2 separate regions of the Homo sapiens genome follow, and region 1 is linked to region 2. A link is an interaction called in ENCODE POLR2A ChIA-PET data of the cell type or tissue named here. Cell type or tissue: HepG2. All regions are shown on one strand. Links, peaks and the distances in the headings refer to the core of each region. The heading gives the core; the rest is flanking DNA. Region 1 holds the start of DHRS4L2 (dehydrogenase/reductase 4 like 2). Region 2 has its middle 28 kb from the start of DHRS2.

The links. ChIA-PET counts read pairs that join two places held together with the same protein. Peaks named below come from ENCODE experiments on the same cell type or tissue, not always from the same donor. Only the 100,000 strongest peaks of a DNase experiment are listed, where the experiment ranks them.
Region 1: POLR2A ChIA-PET joins it to region 2 with 5 read pairs; 1 of 35 experiments calls an interaction of 5 or more read pairs at or near these places.

The regions. Positions count from the first base shown.
Region 1 is chr14:23,982,819-23,990,965 of GRCh38, forward strand. It overlaps DHRS4L2 (dehydrogenase/reductase 4 like 2), which reads left to right and starts at 6,111. Exons shown (of 8, transcript NM_198083.4): 1 at 6,111-6,257; 2 at 7,364-7,541. The coding sequence starts at 6,130. RefSeq lists an enhancer at 5,647-5,706 and a silencer at 5,877-6,126. In HepG2, for the core only: no CTCF peak of the experiment used is centred there; DNase peaks (open chromatin) are centred at 2,624, 4,103 and 5,993; H3K4me3 peaks cover 2,218 bases.
Region 2 is chr14:23,604,688-23,612,834 of GRCh38, forward strand. No RefSeq gene overlaps it. Among named protein-coding and RNA genes, the nearest start is that of DHRS2, 28 kb to the right of the region's middle. RefSeq lists an enhancer at 1,502-1,711. In HepG2, for the core only: a CTCF peak has its summit at 5,448; DNase peaks (open chromatin) are centred at 4,934 and 5,634; H3K4me3 peaks cover 842 bases.

The DNA.
Region 1 (8,147 bases), core at 2,055-7,054, 380 kb after region 2:
TTACACCTTATACAAAAATTAACTCAATTTTATTATGTTGTATTAAATTAAGTTGGGTTTAATTAAGATGGATTAAAGACTTAATTATAAGACCTAAAACCATAAAAACCCTAGAAGAAAACCTAGGCCATACCATTCAGGACACGGGTATGGGCAAAGACTTCATAACTAAAACACCAAAAGCAATGGCAACGAAGTCCAAATAGACAAATTGGACCTGATTAAACTAAAGAGCTTCAGCACAGCAGAAGAGACTATCGTCAGAGTGAACAGGCAACCCACAGAATGGAAGAAAATTCTTGCAATCTATCCATCTGACAAGGGGCTAATATCCAAAATCTACAAAGAACTTAAACAAATTTACAAGGAAAAACACAAACAACCCCATCAAAAAGTGGGCTAAGGATGTGAACAGACACTTCTCAAAAGAAAACATTTATGCAGCCAACAAACATGAAAAAAAGTTCATCATCACTGCTCATTAGAGACATGCAAATCAAAACCACAATGAGATACCATCCCACACCAGTTAGAATGGCAATCATTAAAATGTCAGGAAACAACAGATGCTGGAGAGGATGTGGAGAAATAGGAACACTTTTACACTGTTGGTGGTAGTGTAAATTAGTTCAACCGTTGTGGAAGACAGTGTGACCATTCCTCAAAGACCTATAACCTGAAACACCATTTGACCCAGCAATCCCATTACTGGGTATATATCCAAAGGATTATAAATCATTCTACTATAAAGACACATGCACACATATGCTTATTGCAGCACTGTTCACAGTAGCAAAGACTTGGAACCAACCCAAATGCCCATCAATGATAGACTGCATAAAGAAAATGGGGCACATATACACCATGGAATACTATGCAGCCATAAAAAAAGATGAGTTCATGTCCTTTGCAGGGACATGGATGAAGCTGGAAACCATCATTCTCAGCAAACTAACACAAAAACAGAAAACCAAACACCACATGTTCTCACTCATAAGTGGGAGTGGAACAATGAGAACACATGGACACAGGGAGGGGAACATCACACACCAGGGCCTGTTGGGTTTATAGGGGGCTGGGGAAGGGATAGCATTAGGAGAAATACTTAATATAGATGACGTGTTGATGGGTGCGGTAAACCACCATGGCACGTTTATACCTATATAACAAACCTGCAAGTTCTGCACATGTATCTCAGAACTTAAAGTATAATAATTTAAAAAAAGAAAAAATGTAAAAAAAAGAAATTAAAAAGAGTTGGAGCATAGAAGAAAGAAAAGAAATGCAATTTGAAGGGCAGTATGTGCAGTGTAATCTCATTTGTGGAAACAATTTTTAAAAGAAAAATGCATGTAAATGTATAGGAAACTTCTGGAAAGATACACAAAGCCAAGAGCTGTATGGGAAGAAGGTAAAAGAACCATAGGGAAGAGTTACCTTTTACTTTTCACATAACTTTCTTTCCCTTTTTAAAATAATAAGCATGTTTTATTTTTATAATTTAATGAACAGATGTGTTGATTTGAAAAACACACTGATCCTGAAAGTTAAAATTCCAATTCAGAGAAAATTGATTTCTATGAAAAGTATCAATCCCCCAACAATGTCATCAAAATGAAGTGTAGCTATACAACACAGACAGTGGTTGAGGTTGTCATCACTCACTCGACTTTCACATATAGAATTTAAAACACCCGACCGGGCGCAGTGGCTCATGCCTGTAATCCCAGCACTTTTGGAGGCCAAGGCAGGAAGATCACTAGGTCAAGAGATGGAAACCATCCTGGCCAACATGGTGAAACCCCATCTCTACTAAAAATACAAAAATTAGCTGAGCGAGGTGTTGTGCTAGCTCACCAGGTACTGTAGTCCCAGCTACTCGGGAGGCTGAGGCAGGAGAATCGCTTGAACCCGGGAGGCAGAGGTTGCAGTGAGCCAAGATTGTGCCACTGCACTCCAGCCTGATGACAGAGCAAGATGCCATCTCAAAAAAAAAAAAAAAAAAAAGAATTTAAAATGCCACAGTCCTTGGTGGACTGAACAAAAGAAGATTAACATGGTAATAAAGACAAATGAGTACATATGGAAGAAGGGGTCAGGGGGCTCATTTCTTCTAGGGAACAAGGGCCCTGAGCTTCTATACCCCTTCGTATTTACTGAGTAAAGGAGATAGGGAGAAAGGGGTGGTTGTCAGTAAGCTGCTTGACTTAGTGTAGGCTTGTATGACTGCATTCTTTGAACAGTAGTCTCCAGAGGTTCCAGTAGATAACCTCAAGGAGCACAGCACCAGGGAGTAATTGCCCTCAGCAAACCTCCTGGTGGCAGGTGCAGAAGCGAGTTTGCCCACATTTTGCAATCATGATAAACAGTTGGCTGTTTGATCATATAGCCTTCAGTGGAATGCTGAGTTGGTCACGACCCTCAGGCCTTTGGCTCCCTACATTAAAACACCCATTTCACCAGATTAAAAATATTCAATAAAATTTCTAAAAAGCACTTAACACTTGCCAGCACTTACTAAGGAAGTGCTCAATAAATGCTGTTAACACTCTTACTATTATTTCTCTGCTTGGCAGTTGTCCTAATCCCACACCAGCCCTTCCACATAGCCTAATCCTGACTTGTGTCAGTGATGCATGACTCAACAGTGAATCTGGGACAGCTATTGCAAAATGCAAGACTTAAAATCCATCCCAGATGAATTCTCTTCTGGACCGCAGGCAGCCCTTGAAAAGGATGAGAGTAGAGCCCTCAATCATGGAGGCATTTGTCCCTCAAGATAGGCAGATGTTACCACCTCCATACAAGAACAATCCCATTGCCTATTACAGTTCCCATTTCAGAGAGATACTCCCACATATGTATGTATTTCCCTGAAAGGTTTCTTGTTCCTCTTCTTTTTTTATTTTTTTGAGATGGAGTCGCTCCTTCTGTTGCCCAGGCTGGAGTGCAGTGGCATGATCTCAGCTCACTGCAACCTCTGCCTCCCAGGTTCAAGCAATTCTCCTGCCTCAGCCTCCTGAGTAGCTGGGATTACAGGCACATGCCACCAGGCATGTATTTTTAGTAGAGACAGGGTTTCACCATGTTGGTCAGGCTGGTCTTGAACTCTTGACCATGCCCAGCTAATTTTTGTATTTTTAGTAAAGACAGGATTTCACCATGTTAGCCAGGCTTGTCTCAAACTCCAGACCACACCCGGCTCATTTTTTTATTTTCAGTAGAGACGAGGTTTCATCATCTCAGCCAGCTGGTCTCAAACTCCTGACCTCAAGTGATCTGCCCACCTCAGCCTCCTAAAGTGCTGGGATTACAGGCATGAGCCACCATGCCCACCCCAAGATTTCCTGTTCTTATCTCCAATAAGCCAGCTTGATGAGGAGTAGCGCTAGAGATTCCCATACTTCTTGACTTCCTTCTATCCTTTTCTGCTCACAGGCCCCCTGTGAGAACACTGCATGTTCTCACTCATAGGTGGGAATTGAACAATGAGAACACTTGGACACAGGGTGGGGAACATCACACACTGGGGCCTGTCGTGGGGTGCAGGCATGGGGAAGGGATAGCATTAGGAGGAATACCGAATGTAAATGATGAGTTAACGGGTGCAGCACACCAACATGGCACATGTGTACATATGTAAAAAACCTGCACGTTGTACACGTGCACCCTAGAACTTAAAGTATAATAAAAAAAAAAAAAGAAAGAAAGAAAGAAAAAGAAATAGTGCTGGAGGCCAAATAGCAACCCTGCCCACACAAGGAAGGGCCATGTGTTGTTCACCAAGCTCCCAAGCCACAATTCTCTTTTCCCAGAATCCTTTGCTCTTTGAAGTGTGGTCTTCCTCACTTTCCTGGAACCCTCAGCCCCTCAGTGGGCCCGTCTACCTCTGAAGAGAAGAGGAAGAGAGATCAAATACCCCCCTGGAGGCTTGTCCCTTTGAACCAAGCCCTGAGAACCCCCGCAGCAGTCCTCCTGTGTACCCTCCCCCCAGCCCCACACAGATGGAGAGCCCTGGGAAGGGTTCCCACAGTGCATGAGCTCCAAACAGTGCAAGAGCACAAGGAGTGTGGCGCTTCCAGCCTCTGTCAATAATTCATGAGGCTCAGACTGAGGAGCACCAGTCAGAGTCAGCTTTGCCTGGACATGGGGAAAATTATACTGCAGCTCTCCTGTCTCATCGGGATGTGCTGAGTAGCAAAGCAGAGTGCTGCAGCTGTAACTTCTTGGCTGAGGAAAACACTAGAAATCCAGTGCAGGCCTGTTCTATTACTTGCTCGCCATACACCCCCTTTTGAATGTTGAAATCCTTGTTTTTTTTCTTTTTGTTGAGACAGAGTCTCCATCTGTCGCTCAGGTTGGAGTGCAGTGGCGTGATCTTGGCTCACTGCAAGCTCCGCATCCCGTGTTCATGCCATTCCCCTGCCTCAGCCTCCCGAGTAGCTGGGACTACAGGCAAGTACCACCACGCCCGGCTAATTTTTTGTATTTTTAGTAGGGACGAGTTTCACCGTGTTAGCCAGGATGGACTTGATCTCCTGACCCCGTGATCCGCCCGCCTCGGCCTCCCAAAGTGCTGGGATTACAGGGTGAGCCACCACGCCCAGCTGAATGTCCAAATCCTTTTTCAGCTGCTCAGCTGACCTGCACATATACTAAATGAATCTTGAGCAAACATGAATTCTATTCAAAAGTCATGCCTAGAACTGGATTTCACAAACCAGGATTCTTTCCCCTCTAATTGTAGGGACTGGCATAAGGCTGCCAAACTGGTGATTTCACCAATAACACATCTCTAAACCTACCCATCTGCTTTCATCATCTTTTCTGAAACAAAACACTAACACACACACACACAAAAAGAAGGAAAGGTATACTCCACAATAAAGGACTGTTAAATAAGCTTAGCTTTATGAAACTCACTGTAATTGTTTCCTTTTCTCATTTTGCTTTGAACTAGTGAAAACGCTGCCATGAACCAGCACTGCTTCTCAGTCTGGCTTTGGAGGCCAGTGGGTTAAACTAATTCAGATACTTACCTTTGGGTCTGTTGCGGCCTTTCTACACTGTACCATAAGCCATCCATATTTATTCATTCTCCCGGAAACCCAGGAGGGAGATCATTTCAGCCCACTTGGCAGAAGTGGAGACTGAAGTCTTGGACACAGAATTTATAGCTGGCAAGGACTTTATTCATCATCCATACCCTCAGTAATTTACAGATGAAGAGTCTGGCCCAGGGCACCAATAATAATCACTACATGGTGGCAGTAACTACTATGTGCTTAGTAGCTTACAGTTCATAAAGAGATTTTGCATTCAACAAATATTTATTGAACTAGGATGGAGGCTAAGACCTGGGGACAGAGTGGTTAGGGAGAACTTGAGTGCCCCGAGTTCTTTGCATTTCCACCACTGCTTGAGGGACTGTCCAGCCTCCTCGCTACCACTTAGCCCCTGTAAAGGAGGAAGTCCCTTTGGCGAGGGATATGAGATCCTGTTTTGCCAATGACCGTAGTCTGCCCTCCAAGGGCCCGTGAAGATGGAAGAGACCTTGGGCAGAGTGAAGGGCAGTGCCAGGCCTGGCGCAGCTACTGCCTATCACGTCTCTCTCCCAGGCTGCTCCAGCCTCACCTGGTGGACTCCATGGGGACCACAGGCCTCACCTCCATGGGCAGTCTCAAAACATTTGCCCTCCTGTGGGCTGTCACATACATAGACCCAGACTTTCTTGGAGAAGGAATTCTGAAGAAGCAAAAGCAACCAACTCAAAACCCCCACTTCCCCAAGAAGAAAACGTGGACAAGCAGATGCAGAAGGGCAGCAGCCAAAGTCTGCGGGTTCCTGCGGGGGCCAGGGGAGGGGCGAGCCCTACAGGCAACTTGAACGGAGAGCGCTTTGATCACTCACCAGCCCGGGAAGGCAAGCCCCAGTCAGGCGGAAGGTAGCTGGCTGCGGGGCGGGGCGACTGGCGGGCGGCGGGAGGCGCCAACCGCCACAGACGACTCCCAGCTGGCCGAGGGCGGGAAGGGGGCAGGCAGGGAAGCGGCCCGCCCTTCGTCCTGCCCCTTCGCCCTACTCTGTCACCTCCGCTGGAAGGAGTGGAACCCAGACTTGCTGGTCTGATCCATGCAGATGGCCAGGCTGCTAGGCCTCTGTGCCTGGGCACGGAAGTCGGTGCGGATGGCCAGCTCCAGGATGACCCGCCGGGACCCGCTCACAAATAAGGTGGCCCTGGTAACGGCCTCCACCGACGGGTGAGTGTTGGTGCCGGAGTTTCTGAGGCCCTGGCTGCCTGGAAACATGCACTGGTGTCTCGTCCTTTGCCTCCAGTGCCCCTGTCCTCAGACCTCACATACCGCCAAAGTCTGGCCATGGAAAAAAAGTAGCCACGTGGTCCGCCTGAAGCCCCTCCGAATACCCTGGCCCTCCCTTGCCAGCCCTTCTGTCCCTGCTGCCTCTGGCACAACTGTGCCACCTCTGTGCAGCCCCATCGATCTAGTCCCCCCAGTGTTCTGGGCTGCCCCAGTCAACCAGCCTTACCTAGCCTCTGGGAAGACCAGAAACTGGAAATGCAAGGGAATCTGGATTCAAAATCTTATAACAAGGCCTCCAGCTTTTTGAAAATGTACCATTCTATTTGGGCTCCAGAAAGTGTCCCGGAACCCCTCCCCCTTACCTAGATGGGACACCAGAGCCATGTGTCGAGACTTTTTTTTAGGTCGGTACATCTGGGCCTACCTTGCCCAGCCTGTTTCTCACCCACCTCTCTTGTCAGTCCTGGTTCTCATTTCTACAGGACTTTGCTAGATGCCAGCTCTTCACAAAACTAAAATACAAATGTAGATAAAATGCTAATGGCTGACAACTGCAGAATGTGTAACTCTTCTTCCCAAGGCAATATTTACGTTTTTGACCAGAGACCATCTTTTCACATGCACCCCAAAAAATAATTATGGAAAGAATTTTGAGAATGATGTAGACTAGTAAGAAAGAAACCTGGCGGCAGGACTGTTCTGAGTGAGACCTTCAAATCACGGAAGTGGCTGCTGCTGCACACCCAGCTCATTTCTCACCTCTCAGTCCCAACAGGAGATGAAGCCTGTCACCCGTGGTGGGAACTGTAGAAAGTGATGTCAGTTCTTGGGAACTAAGGCTGTGATCCAGGTCATAATAAAAATAAGTAAAGCAGTGCTAAAAATGGCCATGCCATTAAGCCTGTTTTACACATAGTAGGCACACGTAGGAGTTATATAGAGAAAGAGCCAGAATTCAAACCCGGGCAGTCTTAACTTCAGAGCCCATGCTGTCGACCTCTTCCCCTGCACAGGCCTTAGCAGTCTTTGTCTCTTTCTGCTCACAGGATCGGCTTCGCCATCGCCCGGCGTTTGGCCCAGGACAGGGCCCACGTGGTCGTCAGCAGCCGGAAGCAGCAGAATGTGGACCAGGCGGTGGCCACGCTGCAGGGGGAGGGGCTGAGCGTGACGGGCACTGTGTGCCATGTGGGGAAGGCGGAGGACCGGGAGCGGCTGGTGGCCATGGTGAGCTGCAGGGAAATGGGCACAGAGCCAGGAGGTGGAAAAGGAAGCCAGCCTGAGCCTCCTTCCCTGCTTTCCTAGACAGCAGCACATTTTTACTGTGTGCCTTTCTATTATGTCCATATACTAACGTCAGAGAATCATCCCATCTCAGTCAGAGAATTTTAAAACATTCTAATGCTTCAACCCTGCATCATCCCTTGAGTACCCCAAAGAAACAGCTGGTACTGGTTCTGCAGTAATTTTCAATCTAATTGAACAGATGTGAAGGGTAAATACAATCACAAAATAGATGTTCCCACCCATGAGCTAATAAACATTCCCCTCTTCTTCAGCTTATAGAGTCAAGTCCCTGGGAACCTCAGGAAGCAGCCCACCATGTTTCAGCCACTTACTATGTGCCATTTCCTGTGTTCAGAGCCTTACACAGGTTATCTCTAGACCTGACAACAACCCAAGCAAGGCAAGGACTATTCTCTCAGTCTGCAGACCCTGGCTCAGATAGCTGGAGCAACTTCCCAAGGTCCCACAGCCAGTAAGGAAAGACCCAGACCTCCCAAGCTCCCTTCCTTTATTGGCTGCCTGTGGACTACCAGGTACTGGACTTCA
Region 2 (8,147 bases), core at 1,872-6,871:
CATGTTGGCCAGGCTGATCTCAAACTCCTGACCTCAGGTGATCCATCCGCCTCGGCCTCCCAAAGTACTGGGATTAGAGGTGTGAGCCACTGTGCCCAGCCTGGCTGGCTGCTTTAGTGCATCCCGTTTTATCAGCAAGGTCTTTGTGACCTGTATCTTGTGCTGAACTTCTATGTCATTCTGTCACTAAGAATGACTTAACCTCCTGGGAATGCACCCCAGTAGGTCCCAGCCTTATTTTACCCAGCCCCTATTCAAGATGGAATTGCTCTGCTTCAAACACCTCTGATAATACCTCACAGGTTGTTAAGATAATTATGTGGGAAAGTACCTGAGGATGTGCACCACCAGGACTGGTCTAGGAGTTCTTGGACCTGGCCTCCCTTCATTCCTTTCCTCTAGCTCCAGGGAGTTGGTGGTTATGGAGCTACTATGTGGCTCTCTGGCAAAGTTTCTGGGCTCAGAGCCTCAATCCCCAAGCACTGTGGCCTCTCAGAGCCTTTGGCTTGGTGCTTCCAGTCCCCAGTACTCTCCCTGGGGCTCTGGGGTAGGAGGCTGAATGCCAGGCCAGAGACCCCTTTGAGTCCTCATGGCTGGCATCTCCAGGCTGGGGAAGATGGAGAGGGTGCTTGTTTCCCGATCTTTGCAGAGTGGAAACTGGCTCAAGTCCCACACCCTGACTCAGCCACCCAATGTCTTCTGCTTCAAGGTTTCATTCTTTCTGGATGCCATTACCTGTCAGGAAAGGGGACAGGGATTGGCTATAGGTACTTCAAGCTTAAGCCTTGCATTGATTCACATAGGGCCTTAGCTTGCCAGAAAAAAAGGGCCCTGCTTAGAGGTGAATGTACAGGTGTTGAAGATGACATATCGACTCCCTGCACAATTCTGCCAACCCTAGCCCTGATTGTCTTCACTTGTCTACACACAGAGGCTAGGTTGTCAGTCCTGACCCAACTGAAACCAGTGATTCTTGACAGTAGAGAAGATCTTTTCTCTGGCAGGGCATATATTCCAATAGAGCTTCATAAATAGGAAAATCCACCAAGAGTACAATTATAAGAGGTGGAGAAAAGCCCACAGTTAGAGGATAAACTTGAAGGGGCCAACAAGAGAGATTTGTGCCAACAGCAGACATAGCTGTCTAGATACAATTAACAAAGGATTTGAGCTCCAAGCACTTATCAGAGACTCTCCCATGGCACTGCTCATTAAGTTTTATACATGGTAGTTGCTGACCGAATGACAGCACAAAAGACACAGACGGAAGGAAAAACACTGGGAGGAAGTGCTTGTGGAGGGAGACAGGCCTGTGTACAGCCTAGACTGTGGGACAGGTGGGAAGCATTGCAAACAGAAGGCATGGCAGGAAGCCCACTTATGCTGAACACGCACAAAGTCAGTGTCCCAGTCTTTGCGTGTCCCATGGCTATACCAACACATCCCAGGGTTGTCTGCCTTTTGAGTTTTCCCCGTGGCATGACACTCCTAATTCATGTTTAGGTTGTGGCCAACTCTGACTCACAGCTTTTCTTCTATTATTCTTGTACTCAGCCACTTGAGCACCAACCTACACTTGTGGGATATGACTTTCTAGCTCTATTTTTAGAAGAGTAACATCATTCTGAGAATGGAGGGGTCATCTTGCAGTTTCTTCTCCCCATAGTTGTCATGGTCAATCTTTTACATGAAAATTAGATGTGTCACTTCTGTGTTCAAACCCACTGCTCAGAGTAACAGCTAAGTCCTCATCGTGACTCAAAGCCTAACCCTCTCTGAGTTAGTTCCTATCCCTCTCTTTCAGCCTATTTACTCCAGGTACACTAAGCCTCCTTGCTGTCCCTCGAACTATGCCAAACACTCTCCTACCTCCTGCTTCTGCCTTGGTTTTTCCCACTGCCTGGAACATTCTTCACTCTCACTTATTTAAGCCTCTGCTCACTTGTCAACTCTTCAGAGAGGCCATCCTGATATGGGCCAGAGAAAAAAATCACTCACATCCTGCACTCCCTGTCCCCCTCACCTTGTTGTATTTTTCTTCAGAGCACTTCTCAGCACCTGCCATTTTTATGTCTACTTGTTTATTACCTGTCTCTCCCACAAGAATATAAGCACCTTGAAGGCATTTTTTTAACTCACTGCTGTATCAATACCACCTAGAGTAGTGCCTAGCACACAGGTGGTGGTGAATAAATATTTGCTGGATTAATTAATGTCATGAAGACGTTTAAAACACCCACAATCCTCTGTGCTCACAAGACAGCTCTTGGAGGGGCATCCCTGGTAATTCACCTGTGCTTGCTTACCCACAAGAATATCTGCAGGAGCAGGGAACTTCAGCCAGTGCCCAGGTGTGTTCTGTAATCAGAGGCAGGGCCAGGAAAGTGCAGTGTAGGGAGGGAGAGAGTCAGGAGGGAAGGTGGCTACCCCCGGGTTCCATGTGTTTGCCAACTGGGAGGATTGACAGTCCTGACACGGGCAGAGCCATCTCCATGCTTCTCTCCTGCATCACAAGGGACTGCCTCAGACCCTGCCTCTCACAAACTCTCACAAGAGGAGGCTGTGTCTTGTCTGCCTCCAGCTCCCGGGCCCCTGCCACCCCCTGAGGATGACTTCTGGAAGTTCCTCAGCTCATCACCCTCTTCGCAGGCATCCTCTTCACCTCTCAGCAGTGGCAACTGCTGCTCCCCAGGACCTTCTTCCTGAGCTTCTTTTCCCTTCAGTGTGGGGACACTCCTAATTTGCCTCTTCAGTCTTTGACTTCTCCCTTTTGGCTTCCTTTTCTTCTTCCCCTCCCTAAAATGGAAGGATTTCTGTGTCAGTCAGAGTCCAAGCAGGAAAACGATTCCATGCAAGGCATTTCTTACAGAAGGGATGTATTCAGGGAATTGACTACTCCAGTGTTGGAGGGTTGGAAGGGCAAATGGAGATGCTGCAGTGACCAGATATGGTAACTACAGGAGTTCCTTCTCAGGGCTGGAGGGACAGAAGAGAAGAAGTGGGGCCACCAGAGCCTCCAGGCTCAGCCTTGCCTGGCCCATGTTCAGACCACAGAATGAGGATGCATTGTGATGGGGTTGAGCCTCTGGGGCGCTGGTATCTCCAGGAGGTGCAGTTCACCTGCTGCCAGGAGTGTCTGAAGAATTGGGAGCTAGCACGGGCAACCTATTGCCCATAGGCCAAATCCAGCTGCCACCTGTTTCTCCATGGCCCACGAGCTAAGAATGTTCTTCACATTTTGGCCAGGCACGGGGCTCACGCCTGTAATCCCAGCACTTTGGGAGGCCGAGGCGGGTGGATGGTCTGAGGTCAGGAATTCGAGACCGGTCTGGCCAATGTGGCAAAATCCTGTTTCTACTAAAAATACAAAAAAAAAAAAAAATTAGCCAGTCATGGTGGTGCACACTTGTAGTCCCAGCTACTTGGGAAGCTGAGGCAGGAGAGTTGCTTGAACCCGGGAGGCAGAGGTTGCAGTGAGACGAGATTGCGCCACTCCACTCCAGACTGGGTGACAGAGCAAGAGTTCATCTCAAAAAACAAGCAAACAAAAAAAGAATATTCTTCATATTTTAAAAATGGCTGAAAATAAAACCGAAAAGGAAGATATATCTCATGGCACATGAAAATTATAAAACACTCAAACTCCAGTGTCCATGAATAAAGTTTTATTGCAATGTGGTCATCCTTATTCATTTATATATTGTTTATGTCTGCTCTTGCAGTACAATGGCAGAGTTGAGGAGTTATAACAGAGACCATATGGCCTGCAAAGCTTAAACTACTTCATGTCCAGCTCTTTACAGAAAAAGTTTGCTAAGCCCTAGGCTAGAGTCCTCCTGGAGGGACATTGACAGGAGCTGGAAACAGGAGGAAAACCCTTCTCTCACCCTATGTCCTTCAGCCACGTCTCAGTGCCTCTTAGTAGCAGAATTGAATAGGAAGCCAGCTGGCAAGAGAGAGTCTGGGAAAGGCTGTTGGCAGTCCCTTGGCCCTCACACCACAGGGGAGGGTGGCATGGGCCCAAGAGGCAACAGGCAAACAGCACAACTTACAAGTATCTTATACTGGCCTTTTCCTCTTCTGTCTCTGCCCTCCCTCCCTTAGTAATCCTATCCACAGTCATGGCTTCTATCACATCTCTGTAGACAATGCACACATCCATGGCTCCATGCTTGAATTCTGTTATCAGTCTTGCATTTCTAACTGCCTTCTTGACAACTCCATTTAGAAGGCTTCCCTTCATCTCAAAGTCACCATGTCAATAGGTAGAATTCATATTTTCTATCAAGCTTGTTTCTTCTCCTCTGTTACCTATTTTTGTTGGCAATGCCACCATTGTCCCTGGCTTCATGTTTGGATCCTCTCTGTCTCTTTTCTCTCGTGTCAAAGCATTTAGAAAGACCAGATCTTTCTCTGTAAGACTTCGCAACTATTCTCTACTTTCCCTTCCCAGCACCATCACCTGGGGTTGTGCCACCATTACCTCTTGCCTGGATTATAGATATGACCTCATAATGGGTATTACCCTACACAAGTTTCATTCCAATTCCTCTCACACATAGTTGCCAGATTAATCTTCTGAATCATCAGATTCAAAGTCCTTTTGGTTTCCCTTTGTTTATGCATTGGCCAGAAATTCAAAATTTTATACAGTTCTGTATTAGTTCATTTTCACGCTGCTGATAAAACATACCCAAGACTGGGTGATTTATAAAGAAAAAGAGGTTTAATGGACTCACAGTTCCATATGGCTGGGGAGGCCTCACAGTCATGGCAGAAGACCAAGGAAGAGCAAAGGGACTTCTTACATGGTGGCAGGCAAGATAGAGAGCCATGCAAAAGGGGAAGCCCCTTATAAAAACATCAGATCTCGTGAGACTTATTCACTATCATGAGAACAGTATGGGGACATAGCCAAACCATGTCATTCTACTCCTGCGGTTTTGCAAGGTACAAAGTCCCTCCCGGCTGCTTTTATGGGCTGGTGTTGAGTGTCTGCGGCTTTTCCAGGTGCATGGTGCAAGCTGTTGGTGGATCTACCATTCTAGGGTCTGGAGGATGGTGCTCCACTAGGCAGTGCCCCAGTGGGGACTTTGTGTGGGGGCTTCAACCCTACATTTCCAGGCCCCGACTGCTGTGTATGGAAATGCCTGGATGTCCAGGCAGAAGTTTGCTGCAGGGGCAGGGCCCTCATGGAGAGCCTCTGCTAGGGCAGTGCAGAAGCGAGATGTGGGGAGGTACAATTCAAGATGAGTTTTGGGTGGGGACGCAGCCAAACCATATCAAGTCCCAGTGACTACAGTTTGGTTTTCCAAATTTGTTTCCTATTTCTTTCTTTCCTGTCCTCTTCCTTTCCAATACTTTCATATAGCCTCTTGTTCCTTCAGGTTCTGTGCACTTTATTTATACTCTCCCCTCTGCCAGAAATGTTTTTGGTACTTTTTAGGATTAGGTTAAGTTATGAGTGAGAGAAAACCCAGTGTAAGGGGCCCATTGAGGTTGCACCAGAGCCCCTGTGACCCGTTTAATCATCTCCCACAGCTTCTGCACATCGAGAGAAGCAGGGGCAGCCTTTAGCTGAACTAGGTAACAGCCTAGTTCCATTGTCTGAAATCTGGGCAAACTGTGAGGTGTAGTTTACACTCCAGAACTGACCTTTGGGACCAGGCTAAGGCTGGGGCTTTGCTGAAACATTCCCTTGCTTGTCCTCCTCCCTTCCCTGTCTTACTTTCCACACTCCCTTACTGGTTTCTCCTGGGAGCATTTTTTTAATTTTTATTTTTGAGACAAGGTCTCACTTTGCCACTAAGGCTGGAGTGCAGTGGCATAATCATAGCTCACTGTAACCTCAAACTACTATGCTCAAAGGAACTTCCTGCCTCAGCTTCCTGAGTAGCTGGGACTACAGGCACACATGACCTGATCAGCTAATTTTTAAATTTTTTGTAGAGACAGGGGTCTCACTATGTTACTCAGGCTGGTCTGAAACTTCTGGCCTCAAGCAATCCTCCTGTCTTGGTCTCCCAAAGTTCTGGGATTATAGATAGGAGCCATTGCTCCCTGCTGGGAGCATCTGTTTAATAAACTACTTGCACATAAAGCCTTGTCTTAGGATCTGCTGTGGTAACCCAACCTAAGACACTTGTAACAGTGGCTTAAACAAGACTGTAGCGGGCCTCATATCGTGCCTTCGTGATCAGACTGCCTCAACATTGTAGTCCACATCCTCAACATGTGCCTTCTGAGGCCAAAGATAGCTGCTTTGTCTCCAGTCATCAGAGTCATGTTCTAGACAGCAGGAGGGAGACAAAGAAAGGAGGTGGGCATGCTCCTTCCACTTGAGAACACCTCATGGAAGTTTCATCCCTGACTTCTCTATAACCTTTTATGCAGAACATGGTCAGGTAGCCGTGCCTGGCTGCAAGGGCAGCTGGGAAATATAGCCTTTATTCTCAGTGGTCAATTGCACAGCTAACATTTTGGAATATGATTACTGTGGAAGAAGAGGAAACAGACATTAGGAGACAACTTGTAGTTTCAGTTACATGCTCCTTCTCATCTCTGCCTGTCCAGAGTCTTCCAAACCCAGTGCAAATGCCACTTTCACCTCAAATCCTTCCTTGAGCTACTAGTTAAAAGTTATCACTCCCTCATGGCACTTTGTGTGCCCTTTCCTTGTGACACCGCAGTTTTTCTACCTGGCTTGTAGTTACTTAAATATGCCTTCCCCACAGGACTGTAGACATCTTTAGAGTAGAGGGCAAGCTTCAGTGAATTTCTGAGTTGAAAATTGAAATACTACAATCCCATACTCTGGAGAGTGTGGTTTTGGAGCCCGACCAATCTGGTTCAAAGGCAAGCTTTATCTTTAAACCAGTTATACAACATTCATTTGCTTATTCTACAAATATTTATTGGTGCTTCCCCTCTGTCGGGCACTATTACAGGTGCTGGAAACTTGGTGGAGAACAATACAAATAAGCACCCCACTCCCATGAAGGTCATAAAGGATGAGGGTTAAGAGCACAGATTCGGCCAGGCACGGTGGCTCATGCCTGTAATCCCAGCACTTTGGGAGGCCAAGGTGGGCAGATCACCTGAGATCAGGAATTCGAGACCAGCCTGGCCAATGTGGTGAAACCCTGTCTCTACTAAAAGTACAAAAATTAGCTGGGCGTGGTAGCACACGCCTGTAATCCCAGCTATTCAGTAGGCTGAGGCAGGAGAATTGCTTGAACCCGGCAGGTGGAGGTTGCAGTGAGCCGAGATCACGCCACTGCACTCCAGCTTGGGCGATAAGAGCGAGACTCCGTCTCAAAAAAAAAAAAAAAAAAAAAAGAGCACAGACTCCATAGCCAGACTGCCTGGGCTTGCATCCCAGCTTCACGACTTACAAGCTGTGTGACCATAGATAAGTTACCTTGCCTCTCTGTTGCTCAGTTTTATCTTCTGAAACACAGAGATGTTCAGAGTGCAACTTTTCAGGATAGTGGTGGAGACTAAGTGAGTTTACACATATAAAGTACTTAGAACAGTGCCTGGCACAAAATAAGGACTACGTAAGTGTTAGTTATTAGTATAAGCTTGCAGAGCTTACATTCCAGTAGGTGAGGAAATAACCTAAACAAACAAACAAAAAATATTAGGCAGGTGATAAGTGCCATGAAGAAAATAAAAGAGAAAAGTGGGAGAGAGCGCTGCTGAGGATCTGTCTCATACCAGGTGAACAGGGAATGTCTCTATGAGGGTTGACATTTAACAGCAATGAAGTGTTTGTGGGAAGAGCTTTCAAGGGCCAGCAGATACAGGGACTGTGAAGGCAGGCCTGACCTGGCCGGCTGGAGGCTGAAGCACGCAGGTGGAGGGGAAAGTGCAGTAGGATGGTCTGGGAAGAGCTTGGGGCCAGACACCGTGGGGGCTCTGTAAGTTGGGGAAATAATTTGGATTTGATTCTTAGTACAATGGCAAGCCATTGCAGAGTTTTAAGCAGTGGAGACTGATGTTTAAAATGCTAATGCTGTCTGCAGGTGGAAAGAGAATAGCTTGTGAGAGTGTATGAGTGGAATGAAGTGGTCAGATGAGAGAGCGCGGCGGAGATGGAGAGAAGCGGAGAACTTGATGCATATTTTGGAGGCAAAATCAACAAG